3 separate regions of the Mus musculus genome follow, and regions 2 and 3 are each linked to region 1. Evidence: chromatin loops called from intact Hi-C (ENCODE). Cell type or tissue: heart. All regions are shown on one strand.

Region 1 (8,000 bases):
AGAAAAAAATCTAATTAAAAAAAAAAAAAGAATGTTGTAGTACCCCGGGGGGGGGGGGGGTGCAGGGTGGTGGGATTGACATCTAAATCTAAGCTTGACTCCGTCTTTGCTCTTGTATCTTTATCTTCATACAATTTTCAACTTTATTCATTTTGACTATGAATAAAAAATTCCAAGAACAATGTACAAATGTAAACACATTTTGGGCACACACATACCTTAGATTATCGTTGTCTTCCTTTCCTCCGTGGGAAGAAACCACAACTGACATGAACGCAAGTTTCTACTTTGTGGGGTTCTTCTTCTCACATAAATCTTACATACACAAGTTTGGGCAAATGGATAAGATCCTGGGGAAAAGATCATTCTAAGGGAAGTCAGACGTCAGATTCTCTGGAGCTGGACTTAATGGCAGCTGTAAAGCTGTAGCGCACCAACAACAATAACAACAGCAGCAACAACAACGAAACTTTGTATTGCTCCTCAGTAAACGGAGAGAAACGGAAGCAGAGGAGAGCAGAGCCATTAAAAAAGTATTTCTCTGGGAACATACTCTTAAATACACTTCGCTCAACCATGCACGGGCCTGGCAGGTACTAAGTCAAACAGTCCCCTGACTGGGGAGTGAGGAGGATTATAGGAAAGATGGAAAAGAAGACTCCGAGACAGAGGTTAGAAATCAGGAGGGCTGTCTAGTCACTACTGCGGCAGCCTCGAGTTTAATTTTCTTAGGCTTTAGATACTTTACAGTATCATGAGAAACAAAGCCACAAGCTAACAGAAACAATTTGCTAAAATGTACACAAGACATTCCTTCCCATCCCAAAACGCTCTGTTCTTTCCACCAAGGTCAATAGACTCTTCAGCCCCAGCCTTGAGCCCCAGGTTCACCTCCTCTTATCTTATCATTCCATGCCACAGAGGCCAGGAAATCTGCCAACAGGCCCTCCTTCCCCTCCCCCTCCCTCTCCTCCTCCCCCTCCCTCTCCTCCTCCTCCTTCTCCTCTCTCTCTCTCTATCTCTCTCTCTCTCTCTTTCTCTCTCTCTCTTTCTCTCTCTCTCTCCCTCTCTCTCTCTCTGCTTCAGAGAAGCACAAAACAGCTCCCCACACAGCAGCTAAGAGCTGATCTTCCAAAATGATTCCCAGCACAAATGGTGGCTGACTCTAGTCTCAGAGGACCCAACGCCCTCTTCTGGCCTCGTCTGGTACTGCACACATGCAATGCAGAGATGTACATGAAGGCAAAACACCCATACACATAAAATACAAATAAAAATTTAAATCTAAACAAAGTTAAGGTGCATTCTTAGTAAACATATATAGGTATAACTATTCATAAGCCATACTTTTAACTGAGTCTTGTTTCTTAAAATCAGTGAATTCACAAAATATGCAAATATCTTTTGATGACAATATGTGTATATTTGTGTTTGCCACCTCAAAATGTTAATGGATAGGAAATAATGCTTTGTGAAAAATAACTGACATGTTCTTGAACTCTCCATCCTCTAGGTGTCACTTATGTCTACAGAAAAAGAAAAAAGAAATAGCAATCGCTCCCATATGAGACAATAGTTAAAGTAAAGAGTTTATTATACTGGGTACAACAGAATTTCTAATGATTTTCTATTGATTTTTAAAGTTATTGCAGCTCGTCTACAAGATAAATTTAATTTCTTATTTACTGGTAGTTAATTATTCTTTATAGCTAAGTTTTAAAACTTTAGGTTATCATTTCATCATCTGTTGTATATATACAAGATAACCAATTATATATTTGGCCCCCCCCCCACATCTTATCTAGGCACACGCCCTCATACCTGAAGGCCCTTGCTAAGTCTCCTCACAGAAGATGAACTTTATAATAAATAGATTCTGACACTTTCGTATGGAGACAGCTTGCAGTTCCCACCACCCTGAGTTCTCCTTCCATTCAGCTAGCGATCCACGCAACAGCACCCACAGGTGAGCTCCTGGGAATCTGACCCTGGGCCTGGCAAAAGCCATTCAGTCAAGTATACAGGAACTGCGGGACTCACCTGGCCAAACTGCCACTGCCCCCCACCCCCTTGAAAAGGTAAAACAACATGAGGCAAATTCTTTTTTTTTTAAATTATTTTATTTTAAATTACATGTATATGTGTTCGTCTGAGTGTGGGTGCGTGTACATATGTGTTCAGGTACCCGTGGATTCTAGGAGAGAGCACTGGATCCCCTGGAGCTGGGTTTACAGGCAGCTGTGTGTGGATACTGAGAAACAAACTAAGAAGAGCAGCACTCCCTCTTAGCCTTAACCACTGAGCTGTCTGCCCAGCCCCAGGGAGACACATTCCTACCACACACAAGCTGAATGATTTTAAGGTTCTCCAGACAACTGCCTCTTACTTCTAGAGAACTGATTGACTACTCAGTGAAAGACACTAATTTTCAATATGTTTGGTTTTGGTTTTTGAGACAAGCCTTACTGTTTGGTGCCCTGGAACTCACTCTGTAGACAAGGCTGGCCTTAGACTCAGAGATCTTCCTGCTTCTGTTTCCCCCGTGCTGGGATCAAAGGTGTGCACACTAATTCTCAGCTAGACAGACTATTAATGTAGCTGTGAGTAGTGCCAGATCTAAGCTGCAGAAATACAGCTCTCTGAGCAGGGCACTATACTGAGAACTTTGTATGTTTGCCTTGTTTTTTGAGACAAGGTCTCACTTAGCCCAGGCTGGCATAGTAGAGCCTGCTCTACAGTAGAAGATCTTGAAGCCCTGCCTTCACACACTGGGATTACAGATGTGCACCTTCATGCCTGCCTCCTTCTCAATGTTTACATTTTTCTGTGCACATGACTAAATTCCTACAAATATTGCATAGTAATAAGCCTTTACCACTATATGGATAAGGAATAAATGATTTGCCTTACAGGTAAGACAACTGTTATTTTATTCATGAGCATCTCCTTTTGTCACCAAACCACTGTTATTTCTTCCTGCCAAATCCTCAACTGCTCTTTTAGCTATATCCCAATTTTTTATTTTTCGTATTCTAACATTACACAGCAAAGCTTAACTAAGTACCAGCAGGTGGAGACACTGAGCACGCATGCACATCCCAAGGGCCTGGACAGGCACAAAAGCACTTATTTAAAGGAACGGGGTGGGAGGGAATCCAGCTTTTTGAGGAAGCTGAGATCCTTCTTCTTTGGGAGGAAGGAGAGGAATGCAACAGATCTCCAGCTAATCCCCGATTCACCGCAAGCCGCCGCAGCAGGCATCCTCAAGGCTGCCAGAAGCCCCATACAGATCACAGAGAACAACAGTTTGGCAGCAAAGTACCTGGAATAGTCTCTGCACACTCAAGGGTCCAGCTGGGCTCTTTTCTGCAAAGCACACATGACGGGGTCTAGGGATTGTAGTGCGTTTCCTAGCAACAGCAGGACTGTACTCTCTGATACTGTGGAGGAGGTGCAAGCAGTCGCCTTAAGAATGGCACCCCTGCACGCTGGCCAGGGTCTTTTGAGGAGCAGTGAGAGGGTAACACACATACACACACAATTGCAAATGTTTTAGGGTGCATTAAACTTGCAAGCCATTACTAGGTCACTGGCTAAAAGGTGTAGTTAAATGGGTAGGTAGATGTATTGCAATGTTGTCCAGCTCCAAGGCAGCAAAGAGGCAGGAAAGAGAAGCCCCAGGTAGATCCCAGAGGGTTCAGCTGCCTGCTCCTTCAGAAAAGGAAGTCTCCCACGTACAGCTTGAGAGTCCCAGAAACAGACAGGAAAACTGAAGGTACAGCTTGGTGACAGGGGAATCAAGAGGTTCTGCAAGCTCCCTTACTTCTGTCTCAGATTGAGGGCTGCAGAGGATGATAACCCTAAGCTTCTGTGTCAAAATATCCAACAGTGGTTATAGTCAAGTGGACGTCCGCATCATTAGAGGGACTAGTGGGAACTTCCCCGATTTCCACAAAGCCAAGCCACCCCTTCCACTCTATAGTCAGATTAGCTTAGCTCTCCCGGGAAGAGAAAAGGCAGTGACCCCTGGGAACTAACACCCAACAAACATAAAAGGCATTGTATGAAGCCCATTGGCTGGCAGTTAGAAGTCATAGACTTCTTCCTTCTCATTGGCGGCCCACTGTGGAGCTTTATCAAGACTCTGCCTGGCAAGTAGGGCATGCTTTGGGTCACACTTGTGGCATGGAGATTTAAAATTAGGCTGCCAGTGTCCATCCGATGTTTATCTCTGCCTGATGCTGACAACTTGAAGAATTTTTGTTCAGCTCCCACTTTCCAGTGTTTTGGCATCATTACTCAGATATTCCTGAGATCTAAGTATCATCTCAAACCAAATTAGGGACAATTTACTTACTGCCCATTAACAGTGGATTGATTCTGCAAGCCTTGTGGATGTGATCATAGGAGTGTCTATCTAGATTAAGATTGCTGTCTCAGCACAGTGGTAAAGATTTTCATTTTTCGTGCAATGTATAAGTTTTGTTTTGTTGTTGTTGTTGTTGTTGTTGTTGTTGTTGTTTTTAAGATTGGACCCAGCTTTGTGTTGGAATGTGCTCAGCTTGGTCTACTATGCTGTGACGATTACTATGGATTGTCAATTTGACAGGATTGAGCATTGCTGAAGGGAGCATCCTCTGACCATGTCTTTGAGGGATTTTCTACCTTAGGTTAGTTGAGGTGGGACCATTTACCCTAAATACGGTGGCGCTAGTTCATCGGCCAGGGTCCCCATTGGGGCTGAGTGAAAGGGACAGTCAACTGAGCATCTACTTTTCCTTCCTCTGCTTTCCGACTCTGGGAGCAATGTGACCAACTGCCTTGTGCGCCCACCACCGTGCTTCCCTGCCATTCTGTACTAACTTCAAGCCAGGAAACCAAATAAGCCCTCGCTTGGGTTGCTTTTATCAGAGCAATGTATGAAAGAGCTAATATCTACTAAACAAATAAAAATAAAACACACGTAAAATTCCTCTCCCACCCCGTCCTGTGAGCTGTCAGTGCCTGTGAAGATGATGGTGTTAGTCTTCTCAATTGACCTCATTTGCTGGATGTTATCTGTATTTTGAGGGTGAGCTACCTGTGGCGGCATCTTAAATTTTGAACAAGAACATTTAGGTCAAGGTTATCAAAGGGACTTCCTAATGCGATGGCTGGAGATCTGCAGGAGGCATCCGCCTTGGTGACAAAAGGGAATGTCCATTGACTGTTGTGCTACCAGCCAAAATCATGAGTCATTTTACACAAAAGGTCTCCATTCTGCCAGACCTGACAATGGCGCACACCTTTAAATCCCAGCTCTAGGGAAGCAGAAGCAGGTGGATTGCTGTGAGTTTGAGGCCACCTAGATCTACACAGCAAATTCTAGGACAGCTACTTAATGAGATGCTATCTTAAAAAAAAAGAATAGAAAAGAAAAGAAAAGAAAAGTCCCATTCTAATTTATATATATATAGTAAAGGATATATTCTCTTTGCATGCATTAAGGCATATATAAATATATAAACATAAGTAACAATATAAACTACAATGTTAACATATAGTTGTTAGTATACTTAGTAAAACAGTATATGTCATGTTACATTAATGGACTACACAGCTTTAAAAATGCTTAAACAGAAGGTCAGACATTATATCAGTAATCCTGTACTGAGAAAAAAAAATATGTCAACCACTATCTCTAATTCTTTTCCTAGAGGACAGGAAGTTTCAAACTGCCCAGCTATGTTTTTATGAGCATTCATCTTATTAATTAAAAGCTCTGAAAAGGTCAATCCAAATGCATATGCATTATGAGCCAGAGAGATTTACATATTTTGTTAATTCGTTGGCATTTTAAGAATAAAGAATAGATTAAGATTGTGTTTAGTTGCTTCTTTTCTGTGAGAATGTGCCTTTGATATGTGATTTGTTTAGCTGTATGTTGTTTGTCTCTGAGCAAAGCTTTAAAAGCCAGGTGTGACCTGAGCTCAGTGATACTGTACAATTTCTTCTCATTACTGCTTCTTAGCTTCACTCTTTTGTGCTCTACTGGTTCAGCCTGGTTCTTGCAAGAGAACAGCATCAACTGGCTGGCTTCAACAACTGGCATTTGTCATTTATCGTTCTGGAGACTGGGAAGCCCAAGATCAAGGTCCCAGCAGAACTAGCATCCTTGTTTACTGATGACTTAAATGGTAGAGACCAGAGAGGGGAAGCAAGCATTCTGCCTCCTCTTAGAAGTTCTCTAGTCCCATTCATTCCTACAGGCCCTGTCATCAGATTATAGGTTAGGACTCTAATATAAGACTGGGAGATGTGAATAGTCCAACCCTGAAGGAAGACTAAGCCCTTTAGATGGGCACATGCTGTTCTTACATTCATCTTACTTCGCTTCAAGAAGCAATAAGGAATTTTGTGTTGTTGTTGTTGTTGTTGTTGATGGTGATGATGATGATGATGTTGTTGTTGTTGTTGACATATGAGACAGGCTCTCTCTATATGCAGTTCTGAATGTTCTGGATCTCACTGTGTACACCTGGCTGACCTTGAACTCACAGAGATCCTCTTGCCTCTGCCTCTGGGTGCTGGAATTAAAGGTATGCTCCACCAAGTCTGGCAGGAGTTCTTTTCATGAGGAATGTTTGAATCTGAGCTTGTTTATACTAACGTGGATCCTTCCAATGCCACTGCTTCGACTCTTCATCCTTTGTGCCTCTCCCTGTAAGGTGTACCTTGGAGATGAATGATACACACAGTCTTCTGTGTGTATGCTTATGCTCATGTCAGTTTAATCTAAGAAGCAGTGAGCTATTTGAGAGAAACGTGTAAGACAGCTTGTTTGCATTGGTGCCGAGTTTCTCAATACTACGTTTGTTTGCTTCAACCAAGACGCATATAGGTTTGATATGATTTTAAATATGATTCCCTCAGAAACTCACATTCATCTGAAGTACATTTTTTCCTTTGAGTCAGATCAAGTTAGAAAACTCTAAGCTCCATACAGTTACATATTGTCAGTTTAAAAAAAAAAAAGATCTCTGAAAATTGTATCTCTGTAAATAGACTGGGAAAATATGGAAGAAACAAGGCATTGCTCTCTCTCTCTCTCTCTCTCTCTCTCTCTCTCTCTCTCACACACACACACACACACACATCTTATTAACTGCCAGAATTAACTGAGGCTATATCTGAGGCAAGTAAAAACAACAACAAAATATTCTTCTCAAGTATATTTTTACTTTGATATATTCACGCAAATCAAAAGAATGTATTTGAAAATACAGGGTACAAGTACAAGCAAGTTTGGAATTACATATACTTTTCAAGAGTGTATTTCTATTGTAAATTATAAGGAATATAACACAAGTATATAACATTTCATGTTCAAACTAGGTTTAGTGGTGATTAGGTTATGATAATAGAATCATTATGAGGGTCAGGGTCAGGTTGAGAGTCAAGGTTATGAAGACAGTGAGCTTTGGGGGATGCTGAGGAGCAGGTATAGGGTAAATGGAGTCAGGTTGGAAATCAGGAACAGTGAGAGTGTGAGTAGTAGGATAAAGATGAAGAGAACGGTGTCAAAGCAAGAGTGATTGTATATTTTAGGGTCTGTGATCTGGGTCTGTGTGATGGTTCAAATGAAAAAATGTCCCTCATAGGTTCATGCACTGAAATACATGGTCCCCAGTTGGTAGCCCTGTTTGGGGAGGCTATGGAACTTTAAGGAGGTGTGGTCTTGCTGAAGGATGAACAATGTCCTTAGGGGTGGGCTTTGAGAGTTGATAGCCTTACCCACTTCTGTTCATCTCTGCTTCCTGTGTGCAGTTGAGATGTGATCCTCTAATTTACAGCTCCTTCTGACATGCCTTCTCTACCACTGTGAGCTCTGGAGCTATAAACCAAAACAAACTCTTTCTTCCAACACAATAATAGAAATGTAGTTACGACAGTCAATTTGAGGATCCAGTTCAGAGTCAGTGTATGGAAGCCTAAAAGCAGGGGTCATGCAAGGATCGATG
Region 2 (8,000 bases), 180 kb after region 1:
AAAATGTATACCAAGGAGGGGCAATTATGATAAGCGTTTGTTTTGTTTTTCTATAGAAGCTGGCTAGGCCACCGATGGCCTGCGTCCCTCATCCTGGAACTTATGTGCATATGCTTGCTTGTTCAAGCTCTGTACACTCCTGAGACTTGACTCTCTAGAAACTGTCTCCTTCTGTGATAGAATCAAATCCAAGGGAACATTTTACCCAGCCGTGCCCTTATTAGCCTGGTTCAGGTCATGGCCCAGCCTTTTCGCAAGAAGAAACGGCTTTGTTAGATTAATTTCACTTTCTTTGGGTGACACTCAGAATATTCTTTCCAAACAGCAGGAACTCAACCTGGAGGCAGGGACTGAGGCGGGGATGGCAGAAGAGCGCTGCTTTCTAGCTTGCTTTCTTTGGTTTGCTCAGCTCCTTCTCTCATACAGTCCAGGCCTACTTGCTAGTGATGGCCCCACCCAACTGGGCTGGGTCTCCCTAAATCAATTAGCAATTAAGTACATGTCCCAAAGATGTGTCTACAGGTCAACCTAATGGAGAAGATTCCATAAATGAGGTTTCTCTTTTCTCAGCCCAGACTGTTAGTATGACTATCGTTCTTCATAACTCAAAACTTTGGAAAGTAACAAATTAGGGGGAAGCTGAAGAAATGAATCCTCGGTATTCATGGTTTTGTTCTTCCTTATCAAAAAGTTATATAAAAGTTGGATCTGAATTTATGGAGAGTTTTGTTGTTCAAGCTTCTTGTTCAATTCTAGTTTGTTTTATTGGGAGAGTTCAACGTTGGGGCTGGAGAGTTGGCTCAGTGGTTTAGAGCACTTGTTGTTGTAAAAGACCTGGGTTCGATTCCCAGCACCCACATGGAGGCTCACCACCTCCTCAAGCACCAGCACACGTGGTACTACACACATGAAGGGCAAAACATTCATACACATAAGATACTAAAAATAAATCTAAAAATAAAAACCATTAAAATCACTCATACATACTTTTAAAAGTTCATAGTTGGTAGCTGGGTATTATGGCTCACACCTTTAATCCCAGCACTCAGGACACAGAAACAGGCAAATCTCTGAGTTCTAGGCCAGCCTGGTCTACAAAACAAGTTCCAGGACAGCAAGGGCTATGTAGAGAAACCCTGTCTCAAAAACATCAAAACAAGTCAAAACCCCAAATCAAACCATCAGAAAAACAAAGACCAAAAATCACAATCAAACCAAACAAAATAAGAGTTTGAGGTTGTGGCTGGAGAGATGGCTCAGCAGTTATGAGTCCTTACTGCTCTTGTAAAAGACCTGGGTTTGATGCTCAGCACTACACTCTTATCTCACAACCCCCTGTAACTATAGCTCTAGGAGCTCCAGTTCCCTCTTCTGGCCTCTGGGCCATGTGTATATGGTACATATACATTCCCACACATACATACTAAATTTTTCAGAGGAGACTGAGCCACGGGATGCCTAGCTGTCATCCCAGTAGCCAATATGCAGAAGCAGGTAGAACTCTGAGTTTGAGATTAGCCTGGCCTAATCTCAAAGTTCCAGGCCAGCCAGGGATACATAGTGAGATCCAGTCTCCCCCCCCACCCCCCAAATTTAGCGTTGACCATCTTATGTATCAACAGTATAAGACTGCTTTGCACATCACCTGCAATGCATTCAGTCCTTGGTCTCTGTGTTCAGTAGGAATGCTTACAAATCTTCCTTCCCTTCATCTTCTTGATGGCTCAAATGCACACCCCAGAGCAGAACACTGTGTTCCTTCAGCCAGATAAGAAGAGACGGGAGGACCAAACATACACATTAAGCAGATTCAGGCGACCCTTCCACCAAAACTTTTCCTAAATATGCTACATGCTGCATCTGTCTTCTCACCCCCAAGTGTTTGGGGTACATGGCCTTTGGGTTGTGCCTCTGGAGTAACACCCAGCTTTGTTACTTCAAAACTCTTAGGCAAGTTGTTCAGTCCCTGCTTCACTTCGCCTAATGGTCAAACTGAGATCATTTCTGGTGATCCCCACCTCACTCGGTTGCTATAGAAATTAAATGTAACAATACCCGTAACTGTCCTGGCATACATAGTAAGTTTCAGAGTCAGGTATTTGTAGCATCACTCTGTGCAGCAGAATGTATTGCCAAACTCCTGGCACAAGTAAGAAACATTAGGATGGTGGACCCTGTGCTTCACATCTGATCAAGGGAAATATACTTTAAAAAGTGGCAGCTATAGACCTGTCCTAAAAAACAATCTTCAAATATTTTGGTTTTTAGCCATCAACTCTAAATTGTCTTTATTTTGTATCATATGATTTAATATTTTACTTTGGCTCTTCATTCATAAATACATTCAACAAAGGTTCCTACTTATGCTGGCTAGTTTTATGTCAACCGGACACAAGCTAGATTTGTTTCAGAAGAGTCAATGAAAAAAAATGTCCCCACCAGTTAGCCTGTAGGCAAGCCTGTGGTACATTTTCTTCATTGATGATTGGTGTGGGAGGGTCCAGTTCACTGTGAGTGGTGCCACTTCTGGGCTTGTAGTCCTGGGTGCTGTAACACAGGCTGAGCAAGTCATAAAGAGCAAGCCAGTAAGCAAGCAGCACTCTTGCATGGCTTCTTCATCAGCTCTTGACTTCCAATCCCAGCCCTGCTGTGTTCTTGCTTTCACTTCTATCAGCACTGTTGTAAGCTCATATAGGTTGTACGCTGATATAAACCCTTAGGTTGTAAGCTGATATAAACCCTTTCTTCCCTGTGTTGCTTTTGATCAAGGTAGAAACCCTAAGACAGACATTTGTAGCAGGTCATGGGGGTATTACTGTGGCAGACCTGACCGTGGGTTTTGGGAACAATTAAGGGAGCATCTGAGCTTTGGCCTGGAAAAGCCACTGAGTATTGAGAGCTCAGCTCAGTAGGCTGCTCTGTGGGAGCTCCAAAGATAGGAATGCCAGGGCAAGTGTAGACAATGAGGGTATGGCTTGTGAAGTTTCAGAGGGGGTTAAAGGCTTTATCATATGGTTTTATGTGCTACCTTGAATTAAGAATCTGTGGTTCTGGTCAGCTGGAGCCGAAGAGTTGGAAGAGACCAGAATCAATAAAGTGAAATCTTTGCTCTGCTGGGACTATCAAAGTCTTCTGGGAAGTATTTTGTCAGGGTCATTATATAGAAGCTGTGGTCCAGAGGTGGCCTAGACTGTGCCTCATGCTGGCAGCTCAACTTGGATATGTTAAAGAGTCTCCCAGGCCTTACTGGTTTTGGGAAGGAGAATTCAAAGTTGGATATCAGAGATGTAATTTTGGCCATGAAGTTGCATCCACTGTGGGCCTGGGAATGAGACCATGTGAGAGTGGCTGAGAAGGACCAGAAGGCACACAACAAACTCAGTACCTGGGAAATTCCAACTCTGACTGCTCAGGAAGTCGCAGTTTTTTTCTTGTGTTCCCTCTGTGCTGTCTTCACGGCTCTCAAGTCTTTTTTCTTTGGGGTCATTCCACACTCATAACCTGAAGAATGGGCTGGAGCAATAGACGGCAGGTAGAACTCTTTCCTAGTACACACAATGCCTGATGTTTGAATTCCAGCACTGGAAAAATCTAGCTGTCTATGTGTTTGTGCTCAAGAGATGGTGAAGCAACTAAGAGCCCTGCCTGCTTTCCAAAGGGCCAGGGTTTGAGTCCCAGCACCCACAGGGTAAGTCACAGTGTCTGTACCTCCAGTTCCAGGGGCTCTGATGCCCTCTACTGGCCTCTGTAGGCACTAGGCATTCAAGTGGCACACAGGCAAATAGTCAGGCAAAAACTTTCTTACACATAAAACAAACAAAATTGAAACTGTATGTGTATATGTATGTTTGTTTATATGTATGTATGTTTGTGCATATGTATGTATGTGTGTATATCAGGTAGAAGCAGAGACAAGGACAATCAGGAGTTCTATGCAACCCTTGGCAATATAGAAAGTTCAAGGCTAGGCTTGGTTACCTGAGACTGTCTCAAAACAAAGCCTTTAGACTAAAATCTCCAAACACAATCAACAGCAAACAAAACAAAACAAAAAAAACCACCCTCCATGGCTTTAATCCCAGCATATGCGAGCCAGAGGCTGGTGGAATTATAGACGTTTGAGGCCAGCATCATTTATAAAATACGTTTTAGGCTATCCAGAGCTAAATAGTGAGATTCTATCTCAAAAACCAAACCAACCCAATCCCCACCCAAACACAATAGAAGAAGGGAACTGGTCTAAATTCCAATCCTCTCTACCTTTTCAGTAGCACTGGGAGGAATTATGGAAGTCTGGCTGTGTAGATTCCTTGGCATGCTCCAGCTGAGGGTACGAGTGAAGTCAGGAAGCGAGGGACACCAGTTCTATGTGGGTAAGGGAATTATTGGCAAATAGGTCTTACTAGAAAATGAAGTGATAAGAAGAAACACAAGGTCAAGACTACCAGTGACTATAAATGTGTCTCAAACATTTTAAAATGTACATTTTTGCAGAGAGGCCTTTGCACATACATGAGGACTCCTGAAGTATTAGGAGTCAGGTACTCGTGACTGGGAGTATGCCAGGAATCCAAATGCCTTCCTGTAGTGCATACTCCAGAGAAGCATGTCATATGTTTACCCTCCCAATGGGACCGTGACAAAAAATACATAGGGATCAAGATGCTAAATCTGAGGTCTTTAGTGTTGTATAGCAACACAACTTAATGGAATCCTTAGTGGTACATGATCCAGCAGTAAGAGGGGAAGCAAGAGTGAGGGTTTGAGGTCTTCTTGGGCTGCAGAATGAGTCAGACCTAGTCTCAAAGACAGAAAAATAGGCATTCAATCTATCACACAAGTGAAGGATAGTTATATGAATATGGACCAACACAAAATAGTAAAAAAAAAAAGTGAGATTTATTCATCTGGAAGGATTTGACATTACAGAAGAGATTTCACTTTACAGTTAAGAGACTGGATTTATTAAGAGCCCTTGAACTGGGCTGGAGAGATGGCTCAGTAGTTAAGAGTGCCAACTGCTCTTCTGAAGGTCGAAAGTTCAAATCCCAGCAACCACATGGTGGCTCACAACCATCCCTAATGAGATCTGATGCCCTATTCTGGGGTGTCTGAAGACAGCTACAGTGTACTTACATATAATAAATAAATAAATAAATCTTTAAAAAAAAAAGAGCCCTTGAACTTGTAAAATGCTACAAAATTTGAAGACATGGGACTTTGAAAATCTATTTTATATTGCTGTATCAATATTATAATGGCATCTTGGGTACAAAGGCAGGGAAGGTTACAGTTTAACAGTAATGGTTGACAAAGAGTGGTGGGTTCTGCTAGTGAAGTTTTTGTCAACCTGAGGAAAACCTAGACACAGCTGGAGAAAGAGCATGGTAGCGGACCTGGGGAGTAGCTATGCCTATAGGGCATTCTCTTGATTGCTGGCTGTTGCAGGAGGACCCAGGCCACTGTGGTGGGTGCCATCCTTGGGCATGTGGACCTAGGATGTAGAAGAAAGGCAGCTGAGCAATCCAGGAGAAGCAAACCAGTAAGGTGCATTCCTGAGCTCTAAGTTCAAATAGACCCTTTTTGACTAAGTCGGTTTTGGTTAGTGTTTTATTATAGCAACAAAAAGCAAATTAAAACATCCTAGAGATGCTGATGGCTAGATCTCTGTTAGGGTTTGGCAGTTAGGTTTGAAGGGACTGCTCATTTGACCTCAGTAAAACCAAAACCAACAAAACCAAAAAGCAGCCCCCCTCCCCCAACACCACTATCACCACTTGGGGGAAAACACAACCAACCAATCCCCCAAAAACAAAACCAAAAAAAAAAAAAACAACAACAAAACACCAGAGACATGAAATTCCTTTCACCTTTTCAAATAATCAGGAGCAAGACGGTTTTTTGTGTGTAGCCAGTCTTAGGGAGCCCAGGCCATCCTCTCCTAGACTTTGCCTTGAATTCTTGGTCCCCATGCCTCAGCCTCACAAGTACCAGGATTACAGATGTAAAACGCCAGGCCCTCATTCTTATTAACTTAGAATAGCTCTCTAGAAACAGGGCTTGAAGAGCTTAAATGTATGCTTATGTTCTAGAGAGGGGATTACAACCCCAACCACTAAGGACTCTGACACCCCCCCCCCCCCCAGTTATCAGACTGTGAAATTTTATATGCCACCATAAATTATTTACTTTGCAAGTTTCCAGTGCCTATGTATTATTTCTAACAACTCTGTGTGTGAGGTGGGGTGGGGTGGGGGTGGGGGTGGAGGAGGGGGTGGGGGTGGGGGTGGGAGTGATTGTATTCCTCCAGCCTTGGCAAGTGGAAGGTCTTCACTTAATGTTGTACTTAAGATGCCTGCGGAATCTGAACTTCAGACCTATCCTCTCGACCCACCTCAGTGACATCCTCATCTCTCTGAGTGGCTCCAACTCAGCTCCTTTTATCTAGTAGATTCTCAAGTCCGTGACCAAAGAGGAACTCATTGGAAACCACTGAAAAATAAACAAAACCGCTAGGGCCACCACTGCACTGGCTTCTTGGCGGTGGGGGCTGTTCTTTCTGTCCCGGCCTCACCAGTGCCCCGATTACTGGACCCCGCCTCTGGGCGGCGAATTCCGAGGTGGCCGGCTCGCCCACGCTTGTGCAGGACCCGCACCCTGCGGTGATCTTTACTCCCCAAAGCAGTGCTTAGGTTTCTCGGCTCTCCTAGAAGCCAAAGGGGGCTGGCCACCGCCGCCCCCTTTGCTGGAAGGACAATGAGAGGCCAGCGAGAAGTCTTAGGTAAAAAGGCCACGCTAGCTTTGGCTTTTCTCGCTCGCTGGCAGTTTTTTCCTTGTCCTAAAAAGTTGGCCCCAAAGTTTAACGATGGGAGCGTATGTGTAGGTGCGTTTGGTGGGCGCGGACAGGGATGCAGAGGGTGTGTGGGTCTTGTTGATTCGGGTCCTCAGGGTCACAGAGACAAGAGCCAGGCTCCGCATGTGGACTTGAACCCCTGGGCGGGGAGCAGGCGCGGAAATGTGGCGGAAGGCGCGTGAGCGATGGCGTGGCCAGGCACTAGCGGAGGACGAGGAGGGACCCGGGTAGGCAGCAAGAGTGTGAGCCCCGCGCTGAATTGGTCTCCCAGCCCCCACCTGTTTGAAACGATTTGCAAACACCAAAGCCAAATTCTCTGTGTTCCAAAAGTTCGAGAGCTGGAGTCGGGCAAGCACACGTGTTCCCCCAAAAGGCTCTGGCTGAGCCGACCACACTGCAAGAGGAGGAATTCTAGGGGTGCAGGGAGAGGAGCAAGTTGGCGTCAATGAAGGGTCGGCCCTAGGACCCCGCGGGAGGCGCGTTGGAATCTCTCCCTTCCAGGAGGAGGGGTGGGGCGGGCCTGCCCGCGGGCGGCCGCCGGGCGCATGCGCGCGCGTCTCCTCTCCAGCCGGCCGCTGCGCTCCGCCGCGCGGAGTAGAATGAACTGTAACAAAACAAGCCGAGCCTTTGTATCTGCTTAAAGGGGCCGCGGCCACTTCCCTCGCGTCCCCTCACCCCCGCCCCGCGCCGTCGCGTCTCCAGGGCTCCCGGCAACTAGCTTGGAAAGGGCTTCCCTCGCGCTGAGGAGCGGCCGGCCGGCGCGGAGCAGGCGCGGCGTGTGTGGAGAGAGCCGCGGAGCGGAGAGCGGGCCCGGGCGGCGCCGGAGTGGACTCTGGTCCCGGGAGCGCGGTCGGCGCCGGAACGCGGACCCGGAGGCACCGGAATGCAAACAAAGCTCGCGGGCGCCCGTGCAGGGCTCTTCACGGAGCCCGGAAAGTTTGTTTTATGATGGCTTGAGAGCGCGAGAGAGTCGGGCGAGGAGGCTCGAGTAGCTCGCTCCCGCGCTCCGAGAGATGCTTCTCCCGTGAGCCCGCCGCTCCGGGGGCTCGTGCTGTGGGGGCACCTGTCTCTCGTTTTAGCAGTTTTCTTTTCTTTTTCTTTTTTTCTTTAATTTGAATTTTGTTTTCGAGGAGGGGCTGTAACTCAT
Region 3 (8,000 bases), 50 kb after region 1:
ACACAGCTCATATTGACTCTTGTTGCAAATCATACAGACGGGGGTGCTTCTGGGTGCTTAGGCCCGCATTCTAGTTTAAGGCTGTGTATTCGGTTTTCATATATTGTTCGTGGAGGCCCAATTATCATGCCTGTCCATCTTGTAAGTGTGTCATGTCCTCATCCTCCTCCAGACCCAGCTAACTGTGCCGCCGCCTACTCCTTTCTGGCCTTCTTCCAGCTCTTCCAACAGTCGGAAATTTCGAGGGACTTTTCCTCCAGAGCCTGTGGTGGCTGCCATCTTGCGTTACTGTTGCTCAAAGGACAGCCAATGTGTTTGAATTTTTAAAGATTGTCAATTTTTAAAATTATGTTTTAATGTGAGTTCTTGGAGGTGACTAAGAAAAGCAATGTTGTAGCTTAATGGTGATGTGTTTGTGCGTCAACTTGACAAGCGTTCAATTGCATTGGCCAGGTTTATGTCAACTTCACACAAATTATCTGGAAGGAGGGAACCTCAATTAAGAAAATGCCTCCATAAGATCAGGCTGTACACCAGCCTGCAAAGCATTTTCTTAATTAGTGATTGATGTGCAAGGGCCCTGCCCATTGTAAGTGGTGCTAGTGAGTTCTATAAGAAAGCAAGGCAGTATGAAACGCTCCTTCATGGACTCTCCAACAGCCCCTGCCTCCAAGTTCATGTCCTATTTGAGTTCCTATAATGATGGACTATGATATGGAACTATAAGCCAAATATACCCATTTTTACCCAACTTGCTTTGGTTATGGTGTTTCATCACAACAATGTAACTCTGACTAAGACACTGGATTATCACCTTTTGGGTGAGGAGTTCCTTACCCCTGCTGCTCAAGCTGCATTATGGGAGCTGTGTGGAGCATGCCTTTTTTTTTTTTCTTTTTTTTTTTAAAGATATTTTTTTTATTTACATTTCCCCTTTCCAGGTCTCTGTATCCTTTGTAAACCCCGTATCCCATCCCCCTGCCTCTATGAGGGTGCTCCCCCACCCACCCACTCACTCCTGTCTTCCCGCCTTGACATTTCCCTACACTGGGGCATCAAACAACCCTAGGCCCAAGGGCCTTTCCTCCCATTGATGTCCAACAGGTTATCCTCTGCCACATATGCAGCCAGAGCCATGAGTCCCTCCATGTGTACTCTTTGGTTGGTGTTCCATTCCCCACAGCTCCAGGAGGTCTGACACTGTTGCTCCCTCCATGGGGATGCAAGCCCCCTCAGCTCTTTCAGTCCCTTCTCCAATTCCTCCATCAGGGACCCCCAAGCTCAGTCCAATGGTTGGCTGTGAGCATCTGCCTCTGCATTTGGGGCAGAGCCTCTCAGGAGACAGCCATATGAGGCAGACAGGCAGGTATGGCACTGGAGCTGCATCCAAACACTTACATCCTTATTCACAACTCGGAGGCAGCAAAAGAGAACTAATTGTGAATGGTATAGGTTTTCATAACGTAGTGACAAACCCCTCCAAGGTAGATCACACCTTCTAATCTTTCTCAAAAAGTTTCACTAACTGGGGGCCAAGAATTCAAACATATGAGACTGTTGAGGCCATTCTCATTCAAACCACCATAAAGTGGGTAATCAGACATGGGTCATTCAGGGCTGGAAAGATGGCTCAGCAGGTAAGGGCACTGCTATGCTTCCAAGTGTCCTGAATTCAATTCCCAGCATGCACATGGTGGCTCTAACTGTAGTCCCATGAGATCCAATGCCTTCTTCTGGTGTACAGATGCACATATAGACAAAACACCCATATACATAAAATGCATACATAAATCCTTAAAGTAGAGCTGGAGAGATGGCTTGTCCAGTGAAGGCTAGGCTCACAACTAAAACTATAAGAGATGGGTCCTTCAGCATGGAGTCCATGACTCCACTCCTGTTGTCCTCTCTTCTCCCTGTCCACCGTGAGGCAAAGAGTCTTCTCCTTTACATGTGTCTGCTGCTGTGGTGGTTGGTCGACCTCTCCACAGGCCCCAAATCAGTGGGTCCCAGCAGGACTATTAATCGAGCCGTTTGAAGCAGCGGTCCCAAAGAAACTCTTCCTTGTATAAATTGTTCTCTCTGATACTATTGCTACAGTTACATAAAAGAAATTAATACAGGGACCCTATAAAGCTCCAAGTAGGATTCTTAGCACCAAAAATAGTAATAATGGTGCTGCTGGTGGTGGTGATGATGATGATGGTGCTGGTGGTGATGATGATGGTGGTGGTGATGATGATACTACAGTCCATGTATTGAAAGGCAGGCTGAGGTGATCTGACCTCAGATAAAATAAGAAATAGGAGTTTGTCGGAATGTAAAGATGACAAAACTAACTTCAGGGAGGAAGAGGTCAAAAGCAGGGATGGGGAAAAAGAAGAGGGGAGAGGGGAGGGGAAAGGAGCAGGGAGAGAGAGGTTGAGCAAGCAAACCTGCTAACCTGTATGGGCTGAGGTCTCGCGTTGCATGTGGTCCCTTGAGACCTGGCTACACTTCCAGATTTGATAATTGCTTTCAGGTTATATTATTAGTTTGGTTGCTCTTTGATTTCTAGCAAACATTAATTCTTAACTCTAAAGAAAGGCATTCTCAAAACCTGTGGTAACGTGAGTGCGTTTCTCATTCATTCATCTGTCCACTTACTGAAGAATTGCCTAAGGGTAGGTGAGGGCTCGGGGAGGTAAAGGCACACAGGTGGGTGAAGTGGACATCAGCTTTGCTGGGGTTTCTGATGGGGCAACAGCTATCCGTGTCAAGAAGGGAAATGGTGAGGTGACCGTGTATCTCTTACTGCCTAGGATACTCCAGGAACCAAGAGCTGTATCAAAATGCCCAACTCATGCCAGGTGTGTGTGTGGGGGGGGGGGAGGTGCATGCCTTCAATCCCAGCACTTGGGACAGAGAAGCAGGTAGATCTCTGGGAGTCCAAGAACTGCATAGTAGAACCTTGTCTCAAAAAGGAAAACAGACACACAACAACAACAACAACTACAAGATACCCAATATTAAGATGCCTGTCTTATTTATTTATTTATTTATTTATTTATATGTAAGTACACTTTAGCTGTCTTCAGACACTCCAGAAGAGGGAGTCAGATTTCGTTACAGATGGTTGTGAGCCACCGTGTGGTTGCTGGGATTTGAACTCAGGACCTTTGGAAGAGCAGTCGGGGCTCTTAACCACTGAGCCATCTCACCAGCCCCCAAGATACCTGTCTTAATCAGGGTTTCTATTCCTGCACAAACATCAGGACCAAGACGCAAGTTGGGGAGGAAAGGGTTTATTTGGCTTACACTTCCACACTGCTGTTCATCACCAAGGAAGTCAGGACTGGAACTCAAGCAGGTCAGGAAGCAGGAGCTGATGCAGAGGCCATGGAGGGATGTTCTTTACTGGCTTGCTTCCCCTGGCTTGCTCAGCCTGCTCTCTTATAGAACCCAAGACTACCAGCCCGGAGATGGTATCACGCACAAGGGGCCTTTTCCCCTTGATCACTAGTTGAGAAAATGCCTTACAGTTGGATCTCATAGAGGCATTTCCTCAACTGAAGCTCCTTTCTCTGTGATAACTCCAGCTGTGTCAAGTTGACACAAAACTAGCCAGTACAATACCCAAGTCATAACTAGTATTAAAGAGAATTCAGTCTGTGTATATAGAGGAAAACCATGCCATTCTTTATCAGAGAGCTGGTTCCACACTTAGATTCCACAAGACTGGTTTCAGACTGTTTCCGTTTTATAGACAAGTTTGAAGCACTCGGCCCTCTAAGCAAGGGTTGAGTGACTGTCTTGAGCAACAAAGCCAGGAAGACAGAGAGGCAGAGCCTGAACAGTATGCTGTGTCTTCAGAGCTCTATGTCTTTTGTGTTCCTTCTCTTCCCAAGCACAGTAAGTCCGGAAGAACCACACAAGGGGCATAACCCTGTAGGAACCTGCAGCAGAAGGCATCCAGGCTGTGCTATTTTAAGGATCGGTTCTGCCAAACAATGCTGGCAGCCAGGAGCAGAGGCTCCAGCCAGCTCTACGCTGAAGTTGCTGCAAGGTGGGTCTATTTGCCTCTCTCTCTCTCTCTCTCTCTCTCTCTCTCTCTCTCTCTCTCTCTCCCCTCCCTCCCTCCTTCCCTCCCTCCCTCCCTCCCTCCCTCCCTTCTTTTCTCTCCCTCCCCACCCCCCACTCTGGGCCTGAGGTCTCCAGGGTTTGAGGGACTGAAGGATGGCTGAAGTGGGTGAGGCCATAGAAACCAGTTTCACATCCTGAGCCTGCAGTGAAGACAGATAGACCCAACACAGAGCTTCCGAGGGTGCCCCTCAGACCGGCTCCAGAAATCTCTTCAGAGTTCACAATGACATTACGGGACTTGGCTAAACTGCATACTCCCAGGGGAATCTCATTTTCTTTCCAACTTATCTCACATTACTGACAGAAAGGATAGAAATAACCTCCTCAGAGCTATAAAAATGAATGTCAATAAAACCCCCAAAGCTCCTTCAGCGCCTTGGAAACAGTAACCTTGTTTTCAGACCAGCTTTCGTCAGAGGAGACAAGAGCAGAAACCAGCTGGGGTTCGCATTTGGCTTCCCAAGACCCACCACAGCGAGAAGCAAGATGCTGAAGGGCCCCAGCAGTGCAGCCCAAAATACCTCCCCGCCCACTGCTGGTGCCTGGAATTCCACCAGGAGATGTGTTCCTGGCTCAAGATGGTGCCCCTCCAGAGGCTATTTCTGGACTTTACCTAGGCTCAAACCTGACAGCGCCACACTGCTTCTAAGTTGTGCTCTCGGATCCGTGTTTAGCAGAGTGTGTTCTGGGAAATACCTACATCTAAAGAAACTCTATCAGAATGAACGTCAACATCTAGCCAAGCGCACAACTCTTCAATCTGAGGCTCAGGTTACCCTCATCTTAAACAAGTATCCATTTTAATACACAAGTGCACCAAAGCCTGAAGCCTGAAACCTGAAGCCTGTTCTATGCTATGTTCACCTATCAGTGTTGCAGAATACATTATAAATTGATCATGGATTTATGGCGGAGGTGGGTATAATTCCTCGGATGCCATCCACTTTCTTTTTTGAGACAAGGTCTCTCCTTGACCTGGAACTCACCAAACAGTCCTTGCTGGCTTTCCAGTGAGCCCCAGGGTGGGTAAACTGTCTCTACCTCCCCATGCTGGGACAGCAAGTGTGTGATACCACGTCCAACCATTTTACCTAAGTTCTATTTTTACATTGAATTCAGGTCCTATGCTTAGACATTTTGTTCTGAGTGGTACTCTGTTTGGAGTTTGTTGATCTTATTGTAAGATATTCAGTACCATCCCACTGATACAGCAACAACACCCTTCCTTACAAAAAAAAATGTCTCTAAGTCAGGCCTAGAAATCCAATACCTGCGAGGTTTGAGGTAGAAAAATCACAACTACAAGGTCTGGACTATATAGCAACAGTCTATAAATTAAATTTAGTTTTTTTTTGTTTTTTGGTTTTTTTTTAAGTGCCCCGGTGTTCACTTATAATCCAGGTGCTTGCGATGCTGAGTCAGCAAACAGCTGCACGTTCAAGGTCAGCCTAGCCTAGAGGTCTATAGAGTAAACCTCCATCTTTCAAAATGAAAAAGACCAACAGGCTGCACTTCAGACAGGATGCAGTCAAAGTTCAGCACGGTCTCTGTCATGCTGTTCGTCTTTGAGTAGCTTTCCATCCCTTACTCGACTCTCTTGACAATGGCAAATGGCTGTGCCTTTTTAAAGCAGTTACTGCTCCAGATGGTGGTATCTGGCAGAAAAGAAGTTTTCTGTTCCCTCAGCCATCAAGAGAATGAATGATCTCTTAACTAATTTCATCAATTTAATTGGTTATGTGGGTAAGGTGTTAAGGAACTTTTTTTTTTTGAGGCAGTGTCTCTTTATGTAGTCCCAGAACTCACTCTGTAGACCAGACCAGCCTCGAACTCACAAATCCGCCTGCCTCTGCCTCCCACGTACTGCCATTAAAGGCATGTACCACCACACCCAACCCAGGAACTAACTTTTAAATTAAACCACTATATAATGTTTAAAACAGGATCTTGCTATGTTAGACTAAGTGGACCCCTGATAGGCACATAGAGCCATGGAAAGATGGACAGTCCCAAGTGCTCTGGGACAACCGGAAGGGCATTAGTGAAGAGTGTGGCAGCTTAAGGGGAGAGGAGGCCACCAGTGGAAAGCACAGTCTAAGCTGCTGCCTGTGAGCTGCATGGGTCCCAAGAAGGCTGTAAATATGACTCAATATAAAATCATAAGAATGCTTAAGACATGATTGTTTTGCAATTTTTCCTAACCCAATTAAGTCATTTTCAGGCATGAAGCTGGTAGGTGACCATGCTGTGTCACAGAATCAAAGTTAGACTTGCCAGAGCACTCAATCTTGGTTTATATGATTACATATTTTTTCAAGCAGTTAGTGATTCCTTTAGGGGCAGAGATTGCTTTTTGTCTCTCTCTCTCTCTCTCTCTCTCTCTCTCTCTCTCTCTCTCTCTCTCTCTCTCCCCCCCCCCCACACACACACACACACACACACATACACACAAACACACACACGGTTTATTTATAAATGTAGAGCTAAAATGTATTTACTAAGTGAAATGAGAGAATGAATGCACACGTGCATGAAGTTGAGATGTAACTGAGTATACAGTAGGCATCTAGTCCAATTAGAAGTAGCCAAGCTACCATGTCTACCATTGGCTTACTATCATTGACTCCATAGCTCGCAGCTCTATGCTTCCATAATTTAATATTGATGCCAGTCATGTGAGCCTCCTGTTACAGCTCAGCTTCAACTTCAGTAAACCTGGCAAAGAACTGCTGCTTTCTGTGTACAGGCATTTCCCCTGTGCTTTCCACTGGTGGCCTCCTCTCCCCTTAAGCTGCCACACTCTTCACTAATGCCCTTCCGGTTGTCACAGAGCACTTGGAACTGTCCATCTTTCCATGGCTCTATGTGCCTATCAGGGGTCCACTTTCAGCCTGTACACAGAAAGCAGCAGAAGGACAGAGTCTGGAAGACATATAGAGGCTCAGCATGGACTAGCAAGGGCTGCGTGATGGAACTCTCAAAAACCAGTGTTAAATGCAACAGAGGTCTATCTCAAGCAAGCGCAAGGCCTTGGATCCAATTCCAAGCCTAAAAGAATACAAAGAAACATGTTCAGGAAGTTTTTGTGTAATTCCTAAACTAGCAGAAAGTAATGCATTTTAAATGTATCATGGCCATGGCCACTGCCAATGACATAGAACCTCAACCTGCCTCTTAACACCTTCTGTTCTTGTCATCTCCCTTCTTACTTGTCACTGAGCCAAGTAGCCCAGCATAGCTTCTCATGTTCACACTCTACTTGCTATTTGGTGCTGGCAGGCAGAACGGGGGACAGGGCCAGTCTGCTCACATTATTTCTCTGCCATGAGTGTTGAGACAACAGGAATTAGAGACATACGACATCACTACCACATGGTTCAGTCCTCCACATTGTATCCCAGCTCAAAGAGATACAGTAAACACACACTGGATGAATGGCCCAACCCAGGCTCCTTCACTTCATCCAAGGTACAGTTACCTGATCTGTAAAATCAGATACTAGCAGTCTGTTTTCTAGAATTGTATTAGTGAAGAAACTATAAGAACATGGCACAGTAGTGGGCACAAACCATATATTCCTCACAGTATATATGTACACATGATATATCTTATATGTAGCACATGCACACATATATACACACTCTCAAAGGGATATCATACACACACACACACACACACACACAGAGAGAGAGAGAGAGAGAGAGAGAGAGAGAGAGAGAACAGTTTCTCACCAGCAGCTCCTGCAATCTGAAACAGACTCCATGAAATGTTGTCTAAGTAACTGGGCATGGTACTCACACTTATAATCCCAATTCTCAAAAAGTCAAGGTAGAAGAACCATGAATTTAAAGACAGCCTAGGCAATATAAGATCATTCATTA

The links. Peaks named below come from ENCODE experiments on the same cell type or tissue, not always from the same donor. Only the 100,000 strongest peaks of a DNase experiment are listed, where the experiment ranks them.
Region 2: a loop joins it to region 1, with 4 times the contacts of the local background. A loop is called at or near these places in 7 of 42 quality-filtered maps.
Region 3: a loop joins it to region 1, with 2.1 times the contacts of the local background. A loop is called at or near these places in 3 of 42 quality-filtered maps.

Annotation. Positions count from the first base shown.
Region 1 is chr6:94,459,902-94,467,901 of GRCm38, reverse strand. No RefSeq gene overlaps it. Among named protein-coding and RNA genes, the nearest start is that of Slc25a26, 36 kb to the left of the region's middle. In heart, CTCF peaks have their summits at 1,217 (motif pointing left) and 3,070 (motif pointing right); no DNase peak of the experiment used is centred here; H3K4me3 peaks cover 431 bases; H3K27ac peaks cover 1,246 bases.
Region 2 is chr6:94,283,324-94,291,323 of GRCm38, reverse strand. It overlaps Magi1 (membrane associated guanylate kinase, WW and PDZ domain containing 1), which reads left to right and starts at 7,407. Exons shown (of 24, transcript NM_001029850.4): 1 at 7,407-8,000. It overlaps Gm31661 (a long non-coding RNA gene), which reads right to left and starts at 7,403. Exons shown (of 5, transcript XR_377886.4): 1 at 6,395-7,403; 2 at 4,261-4,402; 3 at 3,386-3,545; 4 at 1,646-1,758. In heart, CTCF peaks have their summits at 3,733 (motif pointing left), 6,593 and 7,470; DNase peaks (open chromatin) are centred at 6,723 and 7,453; H3K4me3 peaks cover 1,953 bases; H3K27ac peaks cover 2,101 bases.
Region 3 is chr6:94,410,079-94,418,078 of GRCm38, reverse strand. It overlaps the pseudogene Gm7825. Among named protein-coding and RNA genes, the nearest start is that of Slc25a26, 86 kb to the left of the region's middle. In heart, no CTCF peak of the experiment used is centred here; a DNase peak (open chromatin) is centred at 3,978; H3K4me3 peaks cover 685 bases; H3K27ac peaks cover 1,922 bases.